Linked DNA regions of Homo sapiens: all the other regions are linked to region 3. The links are chromatin loops, found by intact Hi-C in ENCODE. Cell type or tissue: CD4-positive, alpha-beta T cell. All regions are shown on one strand. Region 1 has its middle 82 kb from the start of ZNF678. Region 2 has its middle 48 kb from the start of ITPKB-IT1. Region 3 has its middle 21 kb from the start of ZNF678. Region 4 holds the start of LOC107985354 (a long non-coding RNA gene).

Evidence for each region. A loop is a pair of places that touch in the nucleus more often than their neighbours do. Peaks named below come from ENCODE experiments on the same cell type or tissue, not always from the same donor. Only the 100,000 strongest peaks of a DNase experiment are listed, where the experiment ranks them.
Region 1: a loop joins it to region 3, with 9 times the contacts of the local background. A loop is called at or near these places in 42 of 110 quality-filtered maps.
Region 2: it touches region 3 in a loop (10-fold over the local background); 5 of 110 quality-filtered maps call a loop at or near these places.
Region 4: a loop joins it to region 3, with 4 times the contacts of the local background. A loop is called at or near these places in 3 of 110 quality-filtered maps.

What each region holds. Positions count from the first base shown.
Region 1 is chr1:227,478,704-227,483,703 of GRCh38, reverse strand. No RefSeq gene overlaps it. Among named protein-coding and RNA genes, the nearest start is that of ZNF678, 82 kb to the left of the region's middle. In CD4-positive, alpha-beta T cell, a CTCF peak has its summit at 1,931; a DNase peak (open chromatin) is centred at 1,983; H3K27me3 peaks cover 508 bases.
Region 2 is chr1:226,624,725-226,629,724 of GRCh38, reverse strand. No RefSeq gene overlaps it. Among named protein-coding and RNA genes, the nearest start is that of ITPKB-IT1, 48 kb to the left of the region's middle. RefSeq lists an enhancer at 1,686-1,785. In CD4-positive, alpha-beta T cell, CTCF peaks have their summits at 2,876 and 3,077 (motif pointing left); DNase peaks (open chromatin) are centred at 1,714 and 3,054; H3K4me3 peaks cover 389 bases.
Region 3 is chr1:227,539,669-227,544,668 of GRCh38, reverse strand. No RefSeq gene overlaps it. Among named protein-coding and RNA genes, the nearest start is that of ZNF678, 21 kb to the left of the region's middle. RefSeq lists a silencer at 1,809-2,408. In CD4-positive, alpha-beta T cell, CTCF peaks have their summits at 1,746 and 1,951 (motif pointing right); a DNase peak (open chromatin) is centred at 1,898; H3K4me3 peaks cover 854 bases; H3K27ac peaks cover 260 bases.
Region 4 is chr1:226,909,916-226,914,915 of GRCh38, reverse strand. It overlaps LOC107985354 (a long non-coding RNA gene), which reads right to left and starts at 4,254. Exons shown (of 3, transcript XR_001738506.2): 1 at 4,159-4,254; 2 at 1-1,613. In CD4-positive, alpha-beta T cell, a CTCF peak has its summit at 2,104 (motif pointing left); a DNase peak (open chromatin) is centred at 2,125.

The sequences.
Region 1 (5,000 bases), 61 kb after region 3:
TATCATCTGCAAACAGATACTTTTACCTTTTCTTTTTAGTTGGAATTTTTTATTCTTTTTCTTGCCTTATTGCTCTAACTAGAATCTTCCATACTATGTTAAATAGAAGTGGTAAAAGCAGGCATCCTTGTTTTTGCTCTTAGGATAAAAGCTTTCACCATTATGTTAACCGTGTGTTTTTTTTTTTTAATGTATAACATGTTAAGGTCTTTCCTTTCTGTTTATAGTTTCTTGAGTATTTTTTATGAAAGTGGGTTAAATTTTGATAAATACTTTTTTCTGCTTTGGTTAAAATAATCACATTTTTCTTTACGTTTTTTTCTTTTCTTCTTTACGTTAATGTGATATTACATTGATTTTTATGTGTTGGAGCATACTTTTACTTCAGGAGTCAATTATACTCATTCATGTTGTATAATCCTTTTAATGTACTGCTAAATTTAAATTGCTAGTATTTTGTTGAGGATTTTCGCATCAGCATTTGTAAGTGATGTTTGTCTGTAGTTTTCTCGTGTTTGGTGTCTGGGTAATACTGGCCTCATAGAATGAGTTAGAAAATGTTACCTCCTCTTCAAATTTTTGAAAGAGTTTGAGAAAAACTGGTATTAATTCTGCTTTAAATGTTGGGTAGAATTCAACAGTGAAGCCATCTGGTCTAGGGCTTTTCTTTGTTGCTGGGTTTTTGGTTACTGATGCAATGTTCATACTGAATCTCCTTGATGAATAGGTTTATTAAGCTATTCTATTCCTGATTCTGTCTTAGTAGGTTTTTTGTTTCTAAAAATTTGTTCATTTTATTTAGGTTATTCAATTTTTTTGGTGTACAGTTGCTTATGGTACTCTCTTATATCCTTTTTCACTCTGTAAGTTTGGTATAACTCATTGAAGTTATAACTTCTCCAGTAGCCAATTATTTCAAAGGCCAGACATGTACTCCTTAAAAAATGACTAAAACTGACAGCTTGTAGAAAGCCATAAAAATCTTTATTGTACTGTGTTGTTCTGGTAATACACTTGTAAGATGCTTGCCAAAAATAAATACTGGAAAATACTTTTCAATTTCTCAAGCAGATTACTGCAACAGTAACACATCAAGACTTATTCATTAATAATGAAAAAATATGAATTGTTATACTGAATCTGGATAGAAAAACTAGGTAGTTTTATACCTATCTTCATTATCTGTACAATGTTACCTTTCAAAATATTTTTAAAGTGTTAACTTTATGGGAAAAAATGAGGTATTTGAAAACGGTTAGAAAGTTTAACAAAACCTTATAAACTCACATGTCTTTTACTGGGATATCCTTGAAGATCTGACAGTTTTCCACTTTGTACAGCTTGATCATGCATAATCTTGGAGGCAAAAAGAATGACTCCCAAGGAAATCCTTTTCCAGTTAGATGGACAAATGTCAATTTCAGCATAAGTCAAGATCCTTTCCAGGTAAATTTGCAAAGAGAGCACTGATGTTTTATTTTAGTTCAATTTAGCTGCTGTGATAAGAATGCATGAATGATAGATTACTTCTGTTTTTGGCCAGAAAATAAATGCCTTTTATTTTTATATTCTTCAGATTTTGCTTAGTCAGCCAAAGCAAGAGATCAAATCACAGTTGTAAGTCAGATGTCTCTGCCATCTACTCTGTCCTTAGAAATTTCCAGTCCAATTTTGATCACAGGAATGACTGGACATCTCAGCCAAGGGTATCATGAAGACAGAAGGAGTCATTACCTTCACACCCATAAAAGGCAGCACATGCATAGGCCCAGTGTGCATTAAAGTTGTTAAATGAATACTTCAGTGCCCACCTTGTGCAATGTGTTGCTATATCTAGTTTGCAGGTAGATAGGAATTTCACAGGTATGTCATGCTTGATTGTATAAAACCCAGGGGATACTGAGTACATTGCTATCTTCTCCTTTTCACAATAACTAATCCTTCTGTGGCGCTAGCTTGAACAGCTAGCCAAGAGAGCCTCCCAGTGGCTGCTGTGCAGAACAGCATGACACGTTCAGGTCTTTGGGGCCATAAGATGTTTCCATATTCAGTGCCTTGATAAGGAACACCCGCGTAGAGAAGGGCCCTTCTCACAGCCCCTAGTTTTCCTATCCCCACAATCACTTCATGAAAATTTATTTTCTGATTTGTTTTGTTTTGTCTTTAGAAGGAGTCTAGCTCTGTCTCCAGGCTGGAGTGCAGTGGTGCGATCTCAGCTCACTGCAACCTCTGCCTCCCAGGTTCAAGAGGTTCTCCTGCCTCAGCCTCCCGAGTAGCTGGGATTACAGGCATGTGCCACCATGCCCAGCTAATTTTTGTATTTTTAGCAGAGACATGGTTTCATCTTGTTGGCCAGGATGGCCTTGATCTCCTCACCTCGTGATCCACCCACCTCAGCCTCCCAAAGTGCTGGGATTACAGGCGTGAGCCACTGCACCCAGCTTATTTTCTGTCTTACATCATCTGCAACATTGTCAATTCTGTTGGCTTAAAGGCAGTAACAGCTGTCAGTCTCTGATCCTTGGGATTCCCTAAACTTGCCAAGCAGTTTGTGAGAAAATCTCATGAAGTATTTTACATCTATCAAACATCTACCTGCAAAGAATTTGGTAAAGTGAACAGTTGAGTAAAGGTTATGGAGGTAAGCCGTGAGGTGTTGTTACCTCAAAGGGTGCTCTGCAGAAGCATATGGTCTATATATCATTTGAACTATGTATCAAGACAAAAGGAAAACAGTTCATTTTATGAGAGCTTATTGTCTGAAGGTTATCAGATTGGCAGCTCAGATCTGACAACGTTCTCCAAACCCAACTGTGTTTTCAAAACAGTTCATTTTAAGAGTTTGTTTAGTATCTGAAAGTTAGGTTGGCAACTCAGATCCGGCAGTGTTCCCCAAACTCAACAGTGTTTTCAAAAACAAAATGGCTCTTGAACACAATGTATTCTTAGATTCTTCTCCCTTGCACCCAAACTCCACACTCTCAAGTATCCTAAGAATGAACCTCCTGCCCCAGGTTAATGTTCTATAGATATTAGAGAGCATTGAAACAGCACTGGCAAGCCCTCAACTGCCTGTTGCCTTTACTGCTAAGCTGGTAACCTGTGGACACTCATTGATACCACTTGCCTTCCTGGGTCAATGAGAGAGAGTTCCTTTTTCCCACTATGCCAACTCTCTTATCAGTGTGGTTGATCCTGTCCCACTTCCGCAGAACACTGTTCCCGCAATCACCTCTTTTTGAAGACTTTCCCTCTGCCCGAAATCTTCCCCAATATGACTGTGTTTCCTTTATTCTCATCCCACTCTCCAAAACTCCCCCAGAGATGTCCTCATTTGCTCACAGCATCATGCCCTGGTGCCCGCTTCTCACCTCCCATCTCTCCTTAACCAAACCCACCTGGCCCCTGCCACCATCACTTTCCAGAGACTCCTCATGCCAAGGTGCCCAACCTTCACATCTGCAAACCAGAGCTCTTCATCCCAATGCTCCACTCCCCAAGCCTTCCCTAATCTTGTACAGGGCATTTTTATTTTCCCCACTTGTGAGGCCAGATACATACATTTGAATTGGCTTGTTCCAATCTGTGTGCAACTCCTGCTATGTCTACTTTCACTGGTAGGCTGCATATTTTTGATTCTGTGCTGCCATTTTTCACTGCTCACCTGTATCATCCTAGTTGCTTCTTTTTATTATTATACTTTAAGTTCTGGGATACATGTGCAGAACGTGCAGGTTTGTTACATAGGTATACACGTGCCATGGTGGTTTGCTGCACCCGTCAACTTGTCATCTACATCAGGTATTTATCCTAATGCTATCCCTCCCCTAGCCCCCCACCCCATGACAGGCCCTGATGTGTGATGTTCCCCTCCCTGTGTCCATGTGATCTCATTGTTCAACTCCCACTTATGAGTGAGAACATGCGGTGTTTGGTTTTCTGTTCCTGTGTTAGTTTGCTGAGAATGATGGTTTCCACCTTCATCCATGTCCCTGCAAAGGATATGAAATCATCCCTTTTTATGGCTGCATAGTATTCCATGGTGTATATGTGCCACATTATCTTTATCCAGTCTATCATTGATGGGCATTTGGGTTGGTTCCAAGTCTTTGCTATTGTGAACAGTGCTGCAACAAACATGTGTGCATGTATCTTTATAGAATGATTTATAATCCTTTGGGTATATACCCAGTAATGGGATTTCTGGGTTCAAATGGTATTTCTGGTTCTGGATCCTTGAGGAATTGCCACACGGTCTTCCACAATGGTTGAACTAATTTGCACTCCCACCAACAGTGTAAAAGTGTTCCTATTTCTCCACATCCTCTCCAGCATCTGTTGTTTCCTGACCTTTTAACGATCACCATTCTAACTGCTATAAGATGGTATCTCATTGTGGTTTTGATTTGCATTTCTCTGATGGCCAGTGATGATGAGATTTTTTTTCATGTGTCTGTTGGCTGCATAAATGTCTTCTTTTGAGAAGTGTCCATATCCTTTGCCCACTTTTTGATGGGGATTTTTTCTTGTAAATTTGTTTAAGTTTTTGTAGATTCTGGATGTTAGCCCTTTGTCAGATGGATAGATTGCAAAAATTTTCTCCCATTCTGTAGGTTGCCTGTTCTCTCTGATGATAGTTTCTTTTGCTGTGCAGAAGCTCTTTAGTTTAATCAGATCCCATTTGTCAATTTTGGCTTTTTTTTGCCATTGCTTTTGGTGTTTTATCATGAAGTCTTTGCCCATGCCTATGCTGAATGGTATTGCCCAGGTTTTCTTCTAGGGTTTTTATGGTTTTAGGTCTTATGTTTAGGTCTTTAATCCACCTTGAGTTAAGTTTTGTATAAGGTGTAAGAAAGGGATCCAGTTTCAGTTTTCTGCATATGGCTAGCCAGTTTTCCCAACACCATTTATTAAATAGGGAATCTTTTCCCCATTGCTGGTTTTTGTCAGGTTTGTCAAAGATCAGATGATTGTAGATGTGTGGCATTATTTCTGAGGTC
Region 2 (5,000 bases), 910 kb after region 3:
ACCACAGGCACCGTACTGGCCATGGCTGGGTGGCTGCAGTCTGGCACATTGTGTAAACTAAGTTTGGATGGGACCTTTTTCCAGCAAACGCCAGCAAGGCAGCGTCCATCCAGCCCCCAGCCCCTGCCGGTCCTCTCTGCCCCTTGTATGTCCTCGACTGAGGGCTTCACCCTTTTATTCGATTGGGCAGGAGGCTGGGGTCACATGGGACTGCCCCCCAATTCTGGTCTGGGTAGGGGAGAGAAGCTGAGAATAAAGGAGCTCCGCAGGGTGCCACGGTAGGTTGACTGTGGAGTGCTCAGCAGTGTTGGTGAGAGGAGACCGTCTCCATACCAGGGCACACCAGAACAATACTCCTCGAACCAGTCTGAGAATTGGCGATGAGGGAAAGACCCTGCGAGAGGCACTGGGAGAGGCCTGCTTCTAAGCAGCTGTGGGCCGGGTCAGCCCTGCGACCTCTCCTCCCCACCTCTGCTAGGGCACCACAATCTCTGGGAGGTCTTCACTGACGTCCAGATGGTCGCTTGTGTTAACATGGTAGTTCTTCACCTTTTGGGTCACATATACCTTAGATAATTTAGAGGAAGCTGTAAATCTCTCCAGAACAACTCATATGCATGTACACAAATGATTCTATGTACAAATTTAGGGACCCACGGACACCCCCCAGCCTCCAAAGTCCATTGGTAAATGCCCAGATGGTGTATGGGCCCAGGCTTGTAATAACCCTGCCCAGTAAGACATCATGGACGAGTGGCCCCTTCGCCTGCTGCCTCTAGTGTGTGACATTTCTGTGCGTCAGAGACCTGCCTGGCCCCTGGCCCCCTCTTTTCCACTCCCTTAACCGCCCAGCTTCTGAACAGGCGTCACCTTAGAAATATGGCCCACCTGATTTCCTAAATAGTCTATTGGAAACAGCCATGCCATTAATTTATGTTTGGTCTGTAACTGCTTTAGTACTATAATAGCAGAGTTGAATTGTGTAGTTGTCACGGAGACCGCGCGGCTGCAAAGCCTAAAATATTTACCATCTGGCCCTATACAGAGAAAGTTTGCCAACTCCTGCCTGAGAATAATGGCAACCAGTAGCAATTAAAGATTGCTTTGTGCCAGGCACCATACCAGGTGATTAAAGCTAAGTAGCTTAATCTTTATAAAAAAGTCTATGATCAGCTTCGTCGACCCCACTTTGTAGGTAAGAAAGCAGAGGCACAGAGAGGGTGAGTAACTCATCTAAGATCACACAGCTGGTAGGCAACAGATGCAGGCTTTGAAACAAGGTTCAAAACCTTTCCCTGACTCTGCGCCCTATTCCTGAGCAGTCCAGGAGGTCTCCACAGCAGCGGGGTTTGCCCCGGCACCAGCACTATTCTGGGACTACTGAGACAGCCGTTGTCAAGCTGAGTCCTGGTTTGGGGACCTGGCCAGGCCCTGTGGAGTATGGACAGCTGAGTTGCAGCAACCCTTGGCTCTAGCCCCCAAGATCAACTGGCAGGACTTGCTCTCCAGCAGGACTGGGGGAGTTGGGGTGGGGTGGGGATATGGTTTGGCTCTGTGTCCCCCCACTCAAATCTCATCTTGAATTGTAATCACCACATGTCGAGGGAGGGACCTGGTGGGAGGTGATTGGATCATAGAGGTGGTTTCCCCCCTGCTGTTCTCATGATATAAGTGAGTTCCCACAAGATCTGATGTTTTAAAAGTGTTTGGCATTTCCCCGCCTCGCTCACTCTCTCCTGCCACCACGTAAGACGTGCCTTGCTTCCTCTTTGCCTTCTGCCATGATTGTAAGTTTCCTGAGACTTCCCCAACCATGCAGAACTGTGAGTCAATGAAACCTTTTTTTTCTTCATAAATTACCCAGTCTTAGGTAGTTCTTTATAGCAGTGTGAAAATGGACTAATGCAGGTGGGGACCCTGGGTCTCTCTAAGGAGGCACTGTTTTTGTTCTGGGCTCTCTGAAACCCTTCAGGGGAGCACAACCTAGGCACCCCCCACACCCCAGTCCTCTCTCCTCACAGCAGACTGACTGTGCAGAACCAAGTTTACTCTTTAGCTCACAGGCTGGCTCCCATGCCCTCCCACAGAAACACGGAATATTATCCTAGTTCCCACAAACACCTCGAAACAGTGGACAAGTCATTTTTCTTGCTGTTTTACTGCAACAGCTGTGGCCCGCTCCTGGCATTTCAAGTGCCATGCATGGGCCTGAGATGACAAATTCAACAAGCAAGTGAGAAAGGGAATGGCAAACCAGGAGTGAGAAGATGGATTTCATGCTTTAGCAAGACATGAGGGCTTGCAGGGTTTTTTTTAAACAAGAAAATAACGAGTTGATGTAATAATGACAACAATAATACAAGAGAGGGTCAAAGTGCCATCAGACACCTGTCTCAGTCTGTTTGGACTGCCATAAAAACACAGCACACACTGCATGGCTTAACTGAAATGTATTTTCTCACAGGTCTGGAGGGTGGAAAGTCCAAGATCAAGGCCAGGCTAGTTCAGTTTCTAAGGAGGGCTCTCTTCCTGGCTTGCAGACAGCCACCTTCTCACTACGTCCTCACACTGCAGAGAGCACACTCCTCTGCTTATAAGGCAACTAGCCCTATTGGGTTAGGGCCTCACCTTTATGACCCATTCAACCCTTACCATCTCCTCACACGCCCTATCTCCAAATACACATGAAGGGTTAGGGCTTCAACATTTGAATTTGGGGTCGATAACGGTGCATCTGTTGCTAACTAACATCCTGGACGGTTTCTAACTTCCAACCTGTACCTTTTCAAACTTGTGAATGAGTAAAGCAGTTTTGGGGGGAAAAAGTGCAATGCTAATTTCTGTGGCTTTCAATGTGGCAACATGTGTTTGGGTTATTTTAAAAATAGCTTCTGCAAATTATGGACAAACAGTATCTTACAGAGCCAGTTTGCTGTCGACAGCAGCCCTGTTTTTATTTCAATGGAAAAAAAAATGCCCAATTTTAGTCATGCTTTCTGAGAACACGTGCTGGAGTGAGATCAAGAGGGCCGCCTACAGAGGCGTCTGAAATAGCCTGGCGCCGCCTGCAGAGGCTGCCCCCTTCTGGACGGTCGGGTGCATTACAAGGTGCCCGAAGAAAAGGAAGACGGGTCAGGAGCTCAGCGACGTCCAATCCTGTACCCCCAGGAATGCCCTGGAGAAGAGAAAGCTCCCTTTCTTTCATGGCTTCTCCCAGCCTGGCTACATCTTTGCCCTGGCAGAAAGGCAGTGACCATGGCAATGATGAAGGAATCGCCAAAACCAAAGGTTAGGGAGGGCTTCCTGTGTGCTGGGCAGGGTGGTGCACACTGTACACCGGTTACTTTATTTCATCTGTACACTACTAGCACCCCCAGTTGAGGGGGGTGCTATTAGTGTTATCATAAATACATGTATAAATTAGGAAACATGCTCAGAGAGATTGAATAATTTGACCAAGTTTGCACAGCTAGTGAATGCCAGAGCCAGGATTAGAACCCAGATATAGGGCATGGCGTGGCAGTGGTCGGGTTCGCAGGCACATGGCATGCAGTGTGAAGAGGGCCGTGGTGGGGCAAACATGGGGCTCCACGGAGTACAGAGGAGGCCTGACCCAGGAGAGGGACAAGAAGGTCACTGAAGGGAGGCTTTGCAGAGGACGTGGCACCAGGAGATTGGAGGATGGAGCAGAACATGAAGGTCACAGAGGCACCTCCAGAGCATGCTTCATCTGGAGTCACTCCAGGCAGTGGGAGCAGAGGACCCTTGTGGAGCTGGTGAAGGGGTCAGGGCTGGATCACGACCTGGGGAGCCAGGGTGAGGCGCATGGACTTTCCTGCAGTGACAAGCAGGTGTCCTTGGAGGCTGTCAAGGTGGGGCATGATGAGATCACATTTGCATGTGATGGGGTCACTCTGGCTGCCTGTGGCTTAAAGAAGGGAAGACAATGCGAGGAGATTCATTAGGAGGAGGTCAGGTGAAGCAGAGGAGAGATGATGGGGTCCTGAAGTGAGGTCAAGGCCATGAGCAGGAGAGATGACGATGAGGTTGCATGGATGCCCTTCCACTGTGGCTGTAACATCGTGGGCCTGGGTGTCCCGAGAATGACTGGCTGGTAGGCCAGAAGCATGGGGATGGCCCACCCTGAGCTGGGAGCATGGGAGGACAGGCAGGACTGGAGGGCAGGGGAGCAGGGAATGAGTTTAGTTGAGACACATCTAGTTACAGGTGGCTGTGGGACATCCACATCTGAGGCCAACTGGACACGTGGGCCTGGAGTTCAGGAACCAGACCTGGGCAGGAGTCATGGGGATAGCATCAGAGGATTGCTGGGGCGCAGCAGGCAGGCAGACACACACTGCCGCACTCAGTGAGAAATGCAGAATTGAGAAGTGGATGTGCCAGTGAGTCCTGAAGTTTCAGAATTAAAAGAAAAACATCAGATTATTAACAGAGATTGGTTTGAGTGATGGGATAATGAGTGGTTTCTCTTTTTTTTTTTTTTTTTTTGAGAGTTTTGTTCTTATTGCCCAGGCTGGAGAACAGTGGCGCGATTTTGGCTAACTGCAACCTCCGCCTCCCAGGTCCAAGCGATTCTCCTGCCTCAGCCTCCCAAGTAGCTAGGATTATAGGCATCCACCACCACACCTGGCTAATTTTTTGTATTTTTATTAGAGATGGGGTTTCATCATGTTAGTCAGGCTGGTCTTGAACTCCTGACCTCCTGTGATCCACCCGCCTTGGCCTCCCAAAGGTTTTTCTTTTCTACCTTACAGTTTTTTGCTTACTTAAAAATTTCCCAACAAGCATAATTGGCTTTCATAATCAGAAGTATGTACATGCGTAAGGATTTTGTTCTAGTCACTGTTTTGTGACTAAATCATCCGGAATCCTCCTGACAGAGATGGGCTCCCCTTCCGTGTCCCCGAGCCCTTCTTTTTTGGCACTTATTCCACACTGTGAATTGTCATCATCCTGGCATCCCCAGCTGCAGCCCGGGG
Region 3 (5,000 bases):
CCAAGATCCTGCCAGCCAGAAGGACCCATGCTCACCTCCTAAAGCATCCACATGTACCTGCATCCCATAGGGACCCACAGCTCAGGGACAGCCCCTGTGGACCCCCATGGTCAGGGGGTCTCCTGACCTAACCCCCAGCTCTCCAGTCCTAGCCATCATGTCTTTTGGGGACCACCAAACACTGGCCGCCGATGGCCCCCAAGAAGGCAGAGAATGGGCTGGTCATGGCAGCCTCAGGCCTGGGCCCTGACCCCAGGGAAACAGCTGGTTAGTTCTGATTTGGACTGAGCATTAACAACAGGTCAAGCCATGTGCACAAGTATTCTCCTCTATCCGGTCCAGCAGTAGGCTGGGGGACCCAGTGCAGCCCCGGGACCAGCCGTGCACAGTGGTTCCAGCAGTGTGGGGTGGGGATCAGGGAAAGGCCCCGCACTCAGCCAAAAGTTGACCCCTGACCTGTTCACCCACCCTGCACAGGGACCCCAGACTTCAGGCAGAGGCAGGCAGTGGAGTTGCCATCTCCTGGGATCCCATCCAGGGTCCACAGAGGCCTGAGAAATCCTGGCAGGGGCTGAGCTGGGGGAGTCAGGCAGGGGCGGGGGGGGGGAAGGCAAGTAAAGGGCAGCATGCAACTGGGCATGACTGGCACTAAGACTTCAGGGTCTAGCTGGCCCTGAAAAGGTGACAACAGGACAGAGTCCAGACGAGCCCCTCCACACCCCAACCAGCTGCCAGGCACACATGGTGCCCCTCACTTCCCCAGAGGCCCCAGGAAGGGCTCTTTCTTAATCAACACAATGGGGGCCCCACCCACACCCACACATGCAGTGGTGTCCACACATATCAGAGAATGAAATTCCTGCTGTGCCGATATGGGGGACGAATTTCCCTGCCCCCACATTCCCCAGCTTCATCCCCACATGGCGCTGAGCTTGGGGTGCCCAAGCCAACAGCCCATTGATGCAGCAACCCGAGGGATGCTGTGTCTTGAAGGGACCTGTGAGGCCTAGGGGGCATTTCACAATCAGAGCATTTCCCTGACTTTGTCATTCACCGGCCCTCTGCCTCAGTTTCCTCCACTATGACACAAGGAAGAAATCCTGCCCCACAGACCTGGGGTCTCAGCGAGGCCACCACACCAGGTTAAATGGCTGGAGTGTACAAAAGCCGGGATGAGAGTCCCTGCCCGGGGTATCTCGCCCTGGGACTGAGATCCACCAGTCCATGGCCAGGCCAGCCTGTCAGGGAGGGCTCCCAGTTCCAAGTCCCTGCAGTTGAGGCCCCCAGCGCATTGGGAGGCACAGGGTCGGGTGGAGTGGAACAACGCCCCATCATAAGAGCCCTGGGCAGACCTTAGAGAACAAGCATTAAACTGAGACTCGAATCTGAAGCCAGCTCCGCCAAAAGACTTGGCTTTGGGGTGATATGAGAGCCGGGGTCAGGGAACAAAGCGTTCTGGTTTTAGGCCCACAGGAAGATCTGTGAAGCGCTCTTGGGTAGAGCACACGTTGCCGGGTATGTGCTTGAAAAGAGCCTAAGAAGAGGGGGCGCCAGGAAGGAACCCCGACGCCTAGGGAGAGTCCAGCCTTCCCGCTTCAGCACCTGGCCACATTCCGCAGTTACCCAAGCCAGAAAAAAAAAAAAAAATCCAGAGGCCAGGGAGGCTAATGGGGCTTTACTGGGACTATTTGGCCTAATCCTCCAAACAACCCTGCCATAGCAGCCCATCAGTCCTCTGCGACAGGTGAGGAACCTGAGGTCCCAGGAGGACACCCAGAAAGTCTAGGCGGAGCCCCGCAGGCCTCCACACTTCCCCGCGTGGCAGCTCCAACCCCAGCTTTTTAACTAGTAAGTCACTCGAGCAGCTGGGCCACTTCCGCTCCCCCCGCGGGGAGGCAGCTTCGCGCTGCCGCCTGGCTGGGGACAGGGACGCCACCTCCCGCTGGCTGCCACCAGGGGGCGCGCCCGCAGGGTCCCGGTGCCGGGCGGCGCATGTGCAGCGGCCAGCGCACCGGCTCCTGCCCTCGCCGCGGCCTCTGCCAGGACCCCGACACCCCGCCCGACCCTACCCTCAAGCGGGGCTGCGGCCTCACCGTCTGCAACAGCCGCTCCGTCCGGCATTTGGCGTGCTCCCCGGGGCAGAGGCCGCGGTGTCCTCAGGCTGTGGCACCAGCCTGCGACCCCCACGCCCGGCTCCGGCCCAGGAGGAGGAGGGCGCTGCTCCCCGGGTAGGGCGACCGGTCACCTGGGCCGGGAGGGCGGCGCAGGGGCGGAAGCGGCTGTCCGGGCTGCTGCTTTGGACTTCTCCGCCCTCTGGCCGGCCCGGCCGCGTCGCCCAGGGCTCCAGGGCCGCCTGGCGCCACCCTCTCCCAGCGCCGCGGTCCCTCCGGTACCTCCCTGGCGGCTGCGGAGCCCTCCTGGGACAGGGTCCATAAACTCTCTAGAGCGGGAAGTCGCGCAGTCGCGGGGCCGTCACGGGGACCGCTCGAGATCCGAGCCCACTGGGTGCCCCGGACCCTTCTCTCGCCGGCCCGGCCCCGCGCCCAGACCTAGCGGCCGCTGGCGCCTGGCCCGCTGCGTGGGTCTTCGGTGAGCTAGCTGCCCACCCAGTGCTGCGGCCTCGGCTCCCGCATGCGCGCTCTGGTGGTTCCTTGCTAGGGGCGACCCTGTGGGCCAGCTTCCCACGCCCGGTCCCCAGGCCGCGCCCAACCCGGCTCCCTGGGCTAGGGTACTGGCTCCTCCTGGGGGCCGTGGGACTGGGAGGCAGGGGCGTTAAGGGAGACGGTGGGACCGAGGGCAGCCCCTGCTGAGTGCACCGCGAGGTCGAGCGCAGGCCTCTGTTGCACAGTGCGCGGCTTTTGCTGGGACTGTGCTGGGGCTCAGAGGGTGGTATCAGTGCCAGAGGCGATGTCAGGGAGGCTTCACCAAGAAGAAGCCGCGGAGCTGACCCCTGGGGTGTGAGCAGGTCTTCTTCAGGTGGAAGAGGGCAGGACCGAATTGCAGGTGGAGTCAACTGTGTTTTCGCACACCTGGGGGGTGAAGGGGACGCAGTCTGTCTACCTGACCCGTGAAATGTAGGAGACTGTACCCCAGAAGCAGCGGGTTTACTGCTGCATTGATTAACCAAGTCTGGAACAAACATGTAGCTAAGCTGCGAGTTCTGTGCCAGTGGTCCCAACACCCACTCCCCCAGGAAAACACAGCTTTGGAGGTTGGGTGCTTGTCAGGCCTCAGAATGGAGAGCAGGGGCCAGAGACACCAAGCAGGGGGAACCCACCCTAGGCCTCTTGAGGGACGACGATGTGGGGAGCTGGTGGCAGAGCCTGAGCTGGCCCGAGGTTGCATGGTGGGGACAGATTCGAGGCATAGTAGGGACTGGTGACCTCAGTTCCCAGAATGTCCCAGCCTGGCCTCCTGGTCCAGCTAGCAAGTAGTGGGTGCTGCCCTGCAAAGACTCTGGGGGTGCCTGGGCCCCCCCTCACCAAACTTGACTGGTGACTTCTGTGTTCATCCTCACAAGAAGAGGGATTTTCTCTCACTTTCAGGCAAGCCCAGGAAAGTCAGGGGCCTATGTGAGCCAAAGAGGAGAGAAGGCGATGCTTTAGCCCATTGTTTCTGCCCCGCCTGGTTTGTGGCCTTGGGGACTTGATTTGCACCACAGGATAAAGGGCAATGAAAGCCCCTCCCTGACTGGCTTCTCACTCCACTCTGACCAGCCCATTGCACAGCGCCCACCCTGCAGCTCCAGGTACAGCCTGTGCACCTGCAGCTCCAGGTACAGAGGCTGGGCTGGTTCTGGGCTGACCTCAGGGCCTTCTGATGGTTGCAACCCTCAGGATGCCTCATGCTCACCCCTTGGCACCCACCTGACAGCTCAGCATGTCTGCTATATGCCATCCTCAATGCCTGCTCTAGACAAGCCCAAGTCCCCCAGGAGTGGCAGAGGGAACTGAGCTGGGAACTAAGTCCCAGCTCACTGAACCCCAAGTGGGCCTCCCACTTTAGGTCACAGCCCCAGGCAAGTTCCCTTCAGGGATGTGATCCCAGGGGCCACAGCAGCACGTTCTGGCCTAACCTATTCACTACTCAATTAGTTACTGAACAGGCCAGGATGGGCATGGGCCCTGACATTAATCCCCTTTCTCTGTGAGGGGGCTGGATTGGGTTTGCCATCCTGATGTCTTTGTGGAAAGAGCTGGCAGGTGGAGCAAGTCTCAGGGGCCAGCCATAGGACAGGGAACCTAGGATTCGCCTCTGCTGGAACCCTGTGAGGCCCCTGCAGGCAGGAGGGTCCAATGGAGGTCCAGGCACCTCTCCCAGCTTGGTGTTCACAGCTCCTCCCTGGCCCACTCCCTCTACACTTGCACCTGCTGGTCTCTGGGAGGAGAGCATCCATCCATCTTCTGCATGTAGCTTTCTGCTGCATTTCCATGAGGATGGTCTCCTTGATAGAATGCCCAGCAGGGTGTCCTGAGCCTGTGCTGGCTGTTCTCTAAGTGCCAAGTCAGTGAGAGGGACTTGAAAACTCAAGACTTATTAACATTATTTTCTGGTAAAGTGCAGAAAAATAAAAAAAATAAAAATAAAAACCCTGCTTTCAGGGTTTTTTCCTTAAAATGTGTAAAAACAAATATTGAAATTTCTATCTTTTATATAATTTGGATTCTGTCATCACATGGACCTTTCATTTTCCTGAAATTTATTTTTATATATGTATATCAAACATTGAATTTTTATTTTCTTCTTTACTGAAATTGTTAACCGTTTTAGAGGCCAATTTTTTTTAAAAAAAAATCATACTTCACAAACATTAATAAAATGTAGGAATTTATTTATAATGTTATTATACTTTTTTCTTTCTTTTTTTTTTTTTTTTTTGAGACAGTCTCGCTCTGTCACCCAGGCTGGAGTGCACTGGCCCAATCTTGGCTCACTGCAACCACTGCCTCCCAGGTTCAAGCAATTCTTCTGCCTCAGCCTCCCAAGTAGCTGGGATTACA
Region 4 (5,000 bases), 630 kb after region 3:
TTTTTTGTTGGTGGTGGTGGTGTTTGTAGAGACAGGGTCTCACTCTGTTGCCCAGGCTGGTCTCGAACTCCTGGGCTCAAGCGATCCTCCCACCTCAGCCTCCTGACCTTGTCTTTTTCCCCCTCTTAAAAAAATTTAGTTCTTATGGGTTTTGATAATGTGTCACTTCCTAAAAATGAAAATATCATACTATAAGAAAGCAGACAGAATTGTGTTGAGTTTTTTAGTCCAAATGAAATGCTGAAGTACTTGAGCAAGTCAAGAGAAAAGGGAACAGAATAAATACAATTCGAGAAACAATGACAAATAAAGGATATTTAGAATTGAAACTAAATAATACATTTCACCATATATTTATGTGCACCCTGGAGAAACAGTGTGATTGGAACTGGAATTGGATTTCAGCTCAATACAAGGAAGGACTGTCCAACAGTCAGGGGTAATGCAGTGGGCTGCGGAAACCATACAGGGAGGTGGCAAGGCTGAATTCCAGAGCCAGGCCAACCTGAGTTTGCATGCTGACGATTTCTTGGTATGTGACCTTGGCCAAGTTACTTAGTCTTCTAAGCCTATTTTTTCATCCGTAAAAGATGATAGCACTACTTCTTAGTGTTGTTATGAATAAAGTGAGATAATACATGCCTTGTGCATATCACAGTGCCTGGCATAGAGCAAACCCTCCATAAATGTTATCCAGTATTTGTTATGATTCTTAATGATGGTTAATGACTGAGCTCTGTCTACCAGCAACCTGGAAGTTAAAAAGTGATGTGTGAAGAGGGTTCTACAGTCAAATCCATTTGATAAAGGTTGGAGTAATCAAAGTTCAACAGGTTTCTTTACTCTGTGGCTTCTCTGAGGCTTTAATATACAACCCATCATATTTGGCCACAGAACCCTTTTTCATGGAGCATCTTGAGGGAAGTGAGTGTTTTGAACACACTTTGGAAAACATTGAATTACAGGACTTCTGAAATTCTTTCTGACTCTAACTTTGAAAAAGCTGTGAATTTCAAATGCAGTGATGTTTATAACTGGTGTTTATTGAGCACTTACTATGAGCCAGGTACTGAATTAAGCACTTTAGAAACCTAATGTCATATTATTCTCTCAGCAACCCTGTAATATTATGTCTGCTTTCTACAGTTGAGAAAATTGAGACTCAGAGAGGTTAAGCAGCTTGCCCGAGGTTACACAGCTAACACATGGTGGAACCAGGAGTGTTACCTTGGCTATCCTTTCAAAGCCCTGCTCCTCTTAACCAGTAGGCCACACTTTATCAGAGACTGCTGATTTTTTATGTATCATTGTGTTGACTCAACACAATGATGAATATTTGCAGGGGTAAAAACCAAAGTGAAGTTGGCATTACAGTAAGGGGGAGAGAGCACAGACCAGGAGCCGGGAGGGTCGGATTTGAACCCTTGTGTTGTGACTTCAGAGCTTATGCCCTTTCCACTGACCAGCATTTGAGCCAGCTCCTTCATGCCAGGTTGCTTTAAGATTGTTGGGAGAAGTCGTAGGAGCCGCTGGCTAACAGGATGTAGAGAGTATGTCTATGTTAAATGACTGCAGGGCTTTGCTTTCATTGCTAGAGATGTCCATGACTTGTTCTGATAAAAAATAAAAAATAAATGAGGCCTTAGTTTTGGGAAAAACTTCACATATGCCCTTTACTTCCACCTTAATCCAAGACTAGAGAAAAGGTGCCTCCTCTCCCCTTCTCACTTTACTGCATGAGAACCACGTGCTCCCGAACAGTAAGTGTTCTAGGGTGCTCACCTCTCCCTGCAGGCAATGGCAAGAAGGCCTAACCCTTCCAGGTTAAAGTTCAGGATCTAGAAGATGGAGTTCTATGCTCAGCTCTGCACAACACAGAGATAATGTTCATTCACCAAACATGTCAACCCTATGATGTGCTCAGGCTCTGGCTGGGGCCTCTCTCCTGGCCCCTGGGAGGGAGAGAACAGGAGGCCTGAGCCTCCCACAGAACAAGGACCTGGTTTATCGTCTTTGCTTCTCCAGTACCACCAGCCAGGGACTCGGTAGGAACTGGATGCTGAAGGCTGACCTGGTGAACACCTGTGCTTGAGGCCCCCGCAAGGGCTCAGGGCGGAATCGGCTGCCCTCATGTGGCCACCCTGGAGTGGAGCTAACAGGAGAAATTCAAGGCAAATGGAGGAGTCCCTGGAGACGCGAAAGGGACGTGGCTGAAGGACAGCAGAAGTGTAAAGCCACCAGAAGAAAGCCGCAGCCTTCCGGAGGGACAGTGGTCCTCAAACGTTTTGGTCTCAGGACCCCTTTAAACTTGTAAAACTTACTGAGGACTGCAAAGACCTTTTGTTATGTGGGTTAGCTCTATCCTGTTGAGAAATTACAACTGAGAATTTTATTTATGTATCAACTTTTTAAAAAATAACAAAAATAAACATTTCATTTTAACATAAATAAGTTTTTTGAAAATAGCTATATTTTTACAAACCAAAAACCTTTCATGAAGACTGGCATTTGTTTACATTTTTGCAATTCTCTTTACTAGAATAAAAAGAATATCTTAATAGAAGAGAGCTGGATTCGGCCAGGCACAGTGGCTCACGCCTGTAATCCCAGCACTTTGGGAGGCCCAGGTGGGTGGATCACCTGAGGTCAGAAGTTCAAGACCAGCCTGGCCAACATGGCAAAACCCCGTCTCTATTAAAAACACAAAAATTAGCCAGGCATGGTGGCGGGCACCTGTAATCCTAGCTACTTGGGAGGCTGAGGCAGAGAGAATTGCTGAAAACCCAGGAGGTGAGGTCGGGCACGGTGGCTCACATCGGTAATCCCACCACTTTGGGAGGCCAAGGCTGGCAGATCACCTGAAGTCAGGAGTTCAAGACCAGCCTGACCAACATGGTGAAACCCCATCTCTACTAAAACTACACAATTAGCCAGGTGTGGTGGCGCGTGCCTGTAATTCCAGCTACTCTGGTGGCTGAGGCAGGAGAATTGCTTGAACCCAGGAGGCAGAAGTTGCAGTGAGCTGAGATCGCACCACTGCACTCCAGCCTGGGCAATAGAGCAAAACTCTGTCTCCACAAAAAAAAAAAAAAGAAGAAGAAGAAGAAGACAGCTGGATTCTCCGACCTGCTTTTGGAGTCAATCCCTTGTGATATCACATATCGTATCATGCAGCTTCTGGACAACTCCTGTGTACACTTGTAATAGAAGGAGAATGGTAAGGTAATGTAGTTTTATTACAAAATAGTTTTGACTTCATGGGCCCCCAGGACCACACTTTGAGAAGCACGGCTGTAGAGTTTAAGCTAAGAACTAACTCTGGCTCAGGGTCCTCCTCCAGCAGCTCATCTGATCCTTGGGCAGTGACGAGCCCAAGGCAGACGGCCCCAGGCAGGGAGGCTGCGCCAGACCACCAAGAGGTCGATGCCCACCTGCAACCTGGTGAAGGAACACTGTATTCCTGCCCTCCCACCCACCCTCACTATGTTCAAGCTGAGTGGCACTGCCAGTGGCCTTTGCTCCAGACTTCCCAGCAGAAATGGTAAAGCCCTCCAACTTTTTCTTTTTTTTTCTTTTTTTGAGACGGAGTCTCCATCTGTTACCCAGGCTGGAGTGCAGTGGCATGATCTCAGCTCACTGCAACCTCTGCCTCCCGGGTTCAAGCAATTCTCCAGCCTCAGCCTCCTGAGTAGCTGGGATTACAGGTGCACACCACCACACCTGGCTAATTTTTGTATTTTTAGTACAGACGGCATTTCACCATGTTGGCCAGGCTGGTCTCGAACTCCTGACCTCAGATGATCCACCTACCTTGGCCTCCTAAAGTGCTGGCCATGAGCCACCGCTTCTGGCCCAAGTTTTTCCTTTTATTTAATACATTTAATACAGCTGCACTTTGGACACGAGGCAGAAAAATTAGGTAAGAATACTGGCTGAGCCAGGGTTTCCTTGCCAGGGACAAGATGTTTAAAACTCTTTCCAGGCTGGGGGAGGCAGAAGTGCAAGAGGAGATCAACAGAATGAAGTGCTGGCAATGGGTCTCTGGGAAGAGTCCGGGGGTCTGTAGTCTCCCTCTAAGGGGGTGGTAGAATCCAAGATAATAGAAGGGATGTGCCCCCTCCTGCCTGGGACCCTGACTGTCAGGGGTCCTTGACCTACCATGACACAGGTGCTCAAGAGCGAAGATGGCCAGGCATGGTGGCACATGCCTGTAATCCCAGCTACTCGAGAGGCTGAGACTGGAGAATTGCTGGAACTCAGGAGGTGGAAGTTGCAGTGAACCAAGATTGCACCACACATTTCTCCAAAGAAGATATATACGAATGGTCTAAAAGCATATGAAAAGATGCTCAACTTAAACCTCATGAAACCACAATGAGATACCACCTCACACCTATTAGGATTGCCACTATCAAAAAAAACCAGAAAATAACAAATGTTGGCAAGGATGTGGGGAAATTGGAATCCTTGTACACTGTTGGGGGGAAGGTAAGATGACGTAGCCACTGTAAAGAAACAGCATGGTGGTTTCTCAAAAAATTAAATCTTATGACCCAGAAATCTCATACATCTAAATTGAAAGCAGGATCTCAAAGATATTAGCTCACCCATGTTTAGAACAGCATTATCCACAATAGCCAAGAGGTACAAGCAACCCAAATGTCCACTGATGGAGGATTAGATGAACAAAATATGGTATAAACATACAATGGAATATTGTTCCGCCTTAAAAACGAAGGAAGTCCTGTCACATGCTACAACATGCGTGAAGCTTGAGGACATTATGCATTATGCTAAGTGAAATAGGGCCAGTCACAAAAAGACAAATACTGTATGATTCCACTTACATGAGGTATCTAGAGTAGTCAAACTAATAGAAAGAGAAAATAGAATTGTGGTTGCCAGGGGCTTGTGGGGGTTGCAGGGGAGAATGGGAAGTTGTTCAATGGGTGTAGGATTTCATATTACAAGATGAAAAAGTTCTGGAGATCTGTTTCACA